Regions from separate parts of the Homo sapiens genome. Here region 2 is linked to region 1. A link is a contact called in ENCODE Hi-C data. All regions are on one chromosome and are shown on one strand. The core of a region is the stretch at or near the end of the contact, and the rest is flanking DNA. Distances in the headings are between cores, read along the strand shown. Region 1 holds the start of DMTF1-AS1 (DMTF1 antisense RNA 1). Region 2 holds the start of CFAP69 (cilia and flagella associated protein 69).

Region 1 (3,741 bases), core at 617-3,116:
TGGTGGCATACAGAAGCACCTAGTATCGAGAGTTAAAATGAGATAAAAATCACCACAATCATGAAATGTATTTTTCACACCTGTAACATAATGGTTTTTTCCAGATACAATCAGGCTGGTTTTTGTGCTTTCTGTATGGAAGAAAAAAATTATTCTCACACCAAATTGGATTCTCTCAGCATGACAATTTTTGTAACGTTAAGGAATGTAGCTTTAACCTTTTTTCTCTAAATCTTAACAGAATTTCTAAATCCTAACCAAATACATGAAATCCTGTCTCTAAGTACACCATAAGAGCAAAAAGATAAGATTTTGGTGTATCGCCATAGTCATTCTTTAAATGTTAAAGTGATGGCAAATTATTCAAGTTATTAAAAGACAGTAATCCTCAGAAAGCTATTTGAAATATAATTTCAAAACCAGCTTAAAGAAATTTGAAGTAATGAAAAAACATGAAAACCCTTAACTGAAAAAAACAGATTTTGCAATACTTTCAACATAGTGGAAGAATATTTTCGTATTTGGAGCTTAAAAGCTACAAATGGTTTTCTCCCACGAATTAAAAATACAGGTATAATTTAAAATTTTCCAAATGGCGTCACTTTAAGCTTAAGACATGTCATATTAAAAAATAATTCCACAGAATATGCATTTTGTAGGACGTCCCAACATGCAGCCTCGACTGTCAGAAAGGAGGCACACATAATCAAATCCATGTACATTAAAAAGAGGTACACAAAGATGAATGAGTTGCGAAAAAAGCAACTACACAAATTCAATGAGAGAAAGGGAGGAGTCCTGACTCATACTGTATACTATTATCCTTTTCCTTATCTACACCGAGTATTTTATATAAAGACATATGCTCTATCATTCAATTGCACAAAAGGGCACTTGGCCACTTCTACTCTCAAATCTGCTCTGGAGATTGTGGTAAAACATTCTACATACCTCCCTGAAGAAATTCTCAAAGCGAAGTACATTTTAGAGAACAAAGTGGACTTAACAATTTTAAGAACTTTCTCGGAACTCGGCACAATAGGGTAATTACAACTTTACAGCCGCATTTTCCGTGCTCCACCAGGACTGTCCCCGCGCCCCAGCCCACATCCCTTCTTTAAAGAGAGTCAGACTGAGAGAGACGGTTCGGCCAGCTATCCCGATTCTCTATGTCTGGGCCGTGAATCGCCGAGCAAGGCTGAACCCCCGCAAAATTACAGAAGAATCTAAAGCGCAAACGAGGGAAAAGAACAAAAAAGCAAAGGGGGGGAAGTTGGGTCGAGACCCACCCCCACTCTCTCGACCCCACCCAAGCCTACCTCTCCTACGCTGGACCATAAAACAAAACCGAAAACGTAACAAAAATAAAAACTAAAAATAGAACACCACGAGAAAACAAGTAGGGCTTCCTTACTGTCTCCACTCCTTCTGGCCCAGTTCTCTACTCAACCTCCCGGCCCACCCCACCCCCCAGGGGTCCCGGCGCCATTTAGCTCCTCCGAAGCCGCCGCCATTTTCCGCCCCCGCCGGATCGCCGCTGTGCCTCGGCAGCCGCTCGCTTCCCTACTCTGCAGCCTGAGCCACGGGCACCGCCCGGCCCTAAGAGGGAGGCCCTGGCCGGAACGTGCGGGGACGGCAGCTGCAACGTCAGGAAGGCCAGGCTCCGACCCCGCCCGCAGTGCCCCGGCGCCGACAGCTTGCGCCAGCCGGCGGGAGCTAGCGGGCAGCAAGGGGGCCGGACAGGCTCCACTGGGCGGAGCGGCCCTGGCGGCGGTTGGAACCTGAAGGTTCCATCGCACTTACTTCCTGTTTTGGGTCCGGGCACTTTGGAAGAACCAGGATGGAAGCTCCAAAAAATACCAGGATGGAGGAAGCAGCCACGGGCGAGAGTGGCTGCAGCTGGAGTGAGCGAGCGCGACGAGCCACCGGAAACGGAGCTGCGGCCGCGCCCCGCCCCCAGCTCCCCGCACGCTGCCCCTCCCGCTCGTCTGTCCCGCTGGCGGCCCAGCGTGCTGGCTGTACGCGTCACTTCCGGCTGTGTCGGCGCGCGAAAAAAGGTCCTGGGTTGGAATGTTTGTACTGGTCTGTGGCGGTGGTTGTCGGCTGTCCTGCCAGGAAAACTCGGCACTGACTATCCCACTGCTGATGCTGTAAAAGAGGTCCTTCTGCTATGACGCAACTGTGGTTCCTCTGGTTCTGGGGACACTTAGGCCTCGCGTGCCGATTTTCATAGTTCCCTGTGGCTCCGAGCCGAGGGAGCCGCGGTGTGGAACGGAGGGAACCAGTGATCTCAGTGCTGAAGAAAACAGGGAGTGTGTGTCTTCATACTTGATTTGCCTTACCGCAGGGGCATAATATGAGATATCTGGGCGTGTTAAGTCGTTCTTGATGAAATGTGTCCTCTGTGAATGTAGTCTCACTGTTAGACTAGGAAGATGCTGTTTTGCTGTGCCCAGTTCCTCTTAAAAGTACAGATGCTCCTTGGGTTGCAGCCGTATAAACCCATCCTAAATAGAAAACGCGTTTTAATACCCTTATAAACGAAAAGGATAAATAAGCCTTTGGGTTCTGTAATGTGAGCCAGCATTCTTTGAGTGCGTATGTGACAGGTAAATGTTTTACGTATATTAAACTCATTTAATGTTCATAAGTTCTAAGTGCATCGCTACAATTATTACAAATGAATCCCATTTTACACAGGAACCAAAGAGAAGTGAAGGAATGTGTCCAAGGGCTCCCAAGTTGGCGGTGGAATTAGAATTGAAGCCTCAGCTCCAAAGCCTGTGTTCTGAACTACCCGGTTGCAGTTCACAAAATACACTTTGGCAGTACTTTCATAACGAAAACAAATGATTACAACCAGTTTACAAATGCTTTGCTTTACTGGAGGATCGACATGTTTGACTAATTTTCAAAAATAAATCTCAGAAGCAGCATTTTCTTGTGTTGATAACTTTATTACTAATTTGTGGCACTCTGCATTCTGTTGGAGTTAAGCCGTGTATCATTCCATTTTTTAATAAGTACATAATAATGTTTATGTAAGCAAAACTATGAGGCAGAATAGTATCGTGGTATGGACTCAGGCAGTCAGACCTGAGTGTGAATCTTGGCTCCATTTCTTAGTAGTGGATATGGCACTTCACCTCTTTTAGCTTTGTTTACTTTAGGAGTAATAAGATGTACCTTCCAGAATATTGTAGACAGCGTAGTTTGCATGGAATCTGACGTGTATTAAGCATTAAAAATGGTAACTAATAAACCTTAAAGCCAGGAAAGCAATACAACTACTCAAAGAGCAGTTCTAATAAAATAATAATTACATATGCAAAATTGTTGACATTAACATTGATAAGGTGGTTCCTAATGAGCCATATTTTTCATAAGACATAACCATATAGGATTATTTTTGCTAAGGCACAAAATAGTGATATATAAATTATAGTCGGGCTATCCATTCTCCTCTGCTAAATTTTAGGTCAGCCTGCACGCTGCTAACTCCCCGCAAAAAGTCAAGTGCATCCTCATAACTAAATTCTCCCTTTCTGGTTGAGTTTCTTTTATAACTACCTTTTCCCAAGTCAATTGGTATTTATTTGGGGATGACAAATGTATTTTAATATTAGCTTAATGCATAATTTAAAAAAATATAATAACGTCTCTATCCCTTTAGCTTGAATAATCAATGTAAAGACTATCCATAACACAACTTGATTCCTAGAGCAATTTTCTGCAGTTATA
Region 2 (3,508 bases), core at 969-3,468, 3.1 Mb before region 1:
AGAAGCACACACAGGCAGAAGAGAAGTTTGCAAATGTGCAGTGGTTTGAAAGAACTGGAAACAGTTCCCAGGATCTTTCCTAAACTGGCCTAAGGCAGAGGCCTAAAAGGTTATCATTTTTTCGTTCCAGGGTCTCTAGACCCCCATTCTATGAGTAAAGAAACTGAGTAACTCAGTTAACTTCTCATGAACTTAGGGTTCTCATTTGTAAAAACAACCACAGGCAAAAAACAAGAAGGCTGAGGATCACTAAGATTTCTCCCAGCTATAAAAAGTTCCTATTCTATTTCTTTGGGGAGAAACTACCTTTTTCCTCAGTACTTCGAAAATGTTACTACTCTTAGAATTAGTAATTAACAAGTCAGAAACATGAATTAATGCAAATTGATTGCTTTCTTCTTGGAAGAGAATCCTAGGCCCTGGAAAGAGCAGTAGTAATGAAAGAAAAGAAAGAAAATTAAAATGGGGAGAAAATGCACACACATATACACAGGTATACTTGTTTCATTTGGTATGTTTTGGACTATTTTGGCAATGGCTTTTAAAAAGTATTTTTCCCTAAAAAAAAAAAAAAATCCACGCTTGCTTGCCTTGTATAACGTTGCCCAATTTTTCTTGGAGCAAGTAAAGGAAGACTGAGAGCCATCAGTTATCAAATTCACATACTTTTCAGTTTTGCCCCTTGCCTGGGAGTATGGCTGTATTGTTGATCTTTCTTGCAGCCCAGGGAGTGGAGAGCTATTGTTCCTCAAAATTCTCCCCGCCCAGAGGGGAATAGGTCCACAAAATCGATTAGGCAAATTCCCCTAACACCTATTTCTCCTCATGCAAAATGCTGTTGCTCCGCAGGTTACTGCGTAAATGTCAGACCTCAGAGAGCTCAACTCTATTCCCCAGTCAACTGACCACTCCCAAGGAACTCTCCAAGGCTCCAGGATGTGAACGCAAGAGACAGGGTTCCTGACGCAGCCTGAGATTTGAGAAGCCTCAACAGGAATTCCCACAGTGGCCCCACACCATTAGTGTGAGGCAGGACAGGGTTCCTCCAGGAATTCGCGGCTTTTAAGGCACGATCAGGGCTCTCTGGGGGATCAATGGAATCCTAGTAGGAAACAAACAACTTGGGGTTTCTAAACACCTCCGCCTCGAATAGAGATCCAAGGGCCTCAAATGGAATTTCTCAACAGATCAACTTCCAAGAGTGAATTTTGTATTCATAACAAAAGCAAACCCAAAACCAAATACAGTACAAGCATAATAAAACAAATCAACTCTATTCTCTCCCGGTTCTCTCCGACCCAACGTGTAACAACCAGCTTCCAATTTCATATTTTAAAAATGCTTAATTTCTAATTTAACAGCGTTTTCCTCCCCTCTGGGTGCAGGCTTTAGTCGCAGCAAATTTAAGCATGGGAAAATTTACATCTATATCAAGAACATCACTCGGTAACAGGGATCTACGTATTAAAAAGTTCAGTTCAAACTGATCAGGTCATCAAATCAAGATTTTGCTAAGAATGATTCCTTTCCTCCCTGTAGCTCTATGACCACTTTTCGAAGAAGCGCGGCAAAACCCCGCCTACTCAGTTTGCTAGGACCCTCCAGGAGGACCACACAGCGCTGGTCCCCAGACAGGATGGTTGACAACAGCCAGCCCCTCGCAACCGGTGCAGTTCGCAGGGGGTGGGGGATCAGGATTAGCTCTGCGCTTGGAATCTCCATCCCGCGGCTTCCCCCATCTTCACTCCTGTCCCCAGTTCCACCCTTGCCACCCCCAGGTCTGGACCCCGTCTCGAGACTTCACTCCCACCCCCTCCACCTCTGAAAGCACAGACACCTGCTCATACCTGCGCCTCATCGTCCTCCGTCACCACCCCAACCACCGGGATTTGACTGGAACTGCTAGACTTGTTCCTGATGCCGGATTCCTGGGCCTCGGCGGTCGCCCCGGCTTCCTCTGTCCACATGGCCGGTGGCGGCGGGGTGGAGAGTGGGGGGATCTTCCTGTCCTACAGTGCGCCCGCAGCCGCTGGGCCCAAAGAGGCCCCGCCACCGAGAAGGGAAGGCAGCCTGAGAGTCGCTAGAGTCGCGAAAGGTCCCAAAATTCCGCCAGGGGCCTAGGCCACCGCCATACAGTCCGCTTAGCGCCGCTGCCGCCCCCCAGTTGACCCAGACCTCTGATCCCGGGCCGGTTGTTAACACAAGCCAGCGCGTTGCTAGGGGGCGGGGCCAGAGGCTACGGAAAGCCGGAGAGCCAAACCACCCCAAAGCCTAATTGCACTCCGCGCCCGGCAGGGCGAGTTTGCAGGCTTGCGGTAAGGAGCCTGCAGGATGCACCTCGGTAGGTAGCGGGGAGTGGTGCCTTAGGCTCCCGGTGTGTTTCGGTCTTCATAGTCTTGCTTCAAACAGGCATGAGTGGGTGGAGGGGTGAGGGATGTCTATGGGATACGTTAGGCGTGATACGATGGACGGATAGTGTTGAAAGCGTTTCTCTCACCCCAGGGAAGTGACCAGTCTCGCTTACATTCCCCAGCTTTTATCTGTACTTTAGTGGCCCAACTGGACAGTTAAATAAACAAACATAAAAGGTATTGTACAGAATGTTAAAAGGCTTTTGAGTCAGTTTATTGAATCTAGAGCGAGTTATCCCTTGAAGTCTCACTTTTCTCATCTGTAAAATAGGACTGTTGTGAGGATTGAATGAGATGACAGTGTTTGTTAAGTGGTGCTTGGCACAGCATCCCGTATGGTCAAGATTATCATTATCTTTATTACTGTTTGAGAACTAAAAATTAAATCCTAAGCCCCACAACCGACTGAACGGACCCCCTTTTGGCCAAGAGGACCCCCGATAAACCTTAAAAGCTGAATTCCTCGCCCTGACGGGACGGAAGGACGGACACGCCTCGCTATACCCCCCTACCTCCTCCCTTTTCACGTCCCCCTCACCCCTGGTTTTTTGAGACAGGGTCTCACTGTGTCCCCCAGGCTGGAGTGCAGTGGCAGGATCGTAGCTCTGCAACCTCCAACCTCTGGCTCAAACGATCCTCCCGCTTCAGCCTCGGGAATAGCTGGGAGTACAGGTGCACATGCCACCAAGCTCGGCTCCCCCTCCCTTTGAGGGCTTAGACTCAACAACTGACCAGCATTAATGTTAAAATGGAGATCAGAAGGCTAACAGAATGGACTCTGTGGCAATAACAAATTATAAGCAAGACCTAAGGCCATGCCAGGCAAGAGTTAAGTCACTCACACCTACACTTAAAGAATAACCTTTGTTTTAACTGCTGCAATGTTTTTATTTTTCTCTAGCTGTTAAATAAGAACTGCCCTCGACATAAGCAATATTGAAATAATTGCAGCTCATCCATGGCCAGATGTTGACTAACAAGACCCTCCTGTTCCACAAGTCATAACTGCAGGTTTGATTGGACAAGGGACCGATTCAGTAACTTTCCCCTGATAAAAGACCACCCACTATGGACTGGTTCTGGCAGGTTTACAGAGA

The links. A loop is a pair of places that touch in the nucleus more often than their neighbours do. Pooled maps may share reads with other maps.
Region 2: a map of gastrocnemius medialis shows a loop between it and region 1 (5-fold over the local background). The contact joins the promoter of CFAP69 here to the promoter of DMTF1-AS1 in region 1. A Hi-C loop is called at or near these places in 1 of 168 maps with a recorded cell type or tissue (gastrocnemius medialis), 1 of 37 single-sample maps with no recorded cell type and 6 of 50 pooled maps.

What each region holds. Positions count from the first base shown.
Region 1 is chr7:87,150,618-87,154,358 of GRCh38, reverse strand. DMTF1-AS1 (DMTF1 antisense RNA 1) reads left to right here and starts at 1,866. Exons shown (of 2, transcript NR_136253.1): 1 at 1,866-2,057; 2 at 2,701-2,936. DMTF1 (cyclin D binding myb like transcription factor 1) reads right to left here and starts at 1,906. Exons shown (of 18, transcript NM_001142327.2): 1 at 1,804-1,906. RefSeq lists enhancers at 1,711-2,272, 2,118-2,357, 2,273-2,836.
Region 2 is chr7:90,243,884-90,247,391 of GRCh38, reverse strand. It overlaps CFAP69 (cilia and flagella associated protein 69), which reads right to left and starts at 2,218. Exons shown (of 23, transcript NM_001039706.3): 1 at 1,848-2,218. The coding sequence starts at 1,967. LOC107986819 (a long non-coding RNA gene) reads left to right here and starts at 2,261. Exons shown (of 2, transcript XR_007060423.1): 1 at 2,261-2,315; 2 at 3,313-3,508. RefSeq lists an enhancer at 841-1,353.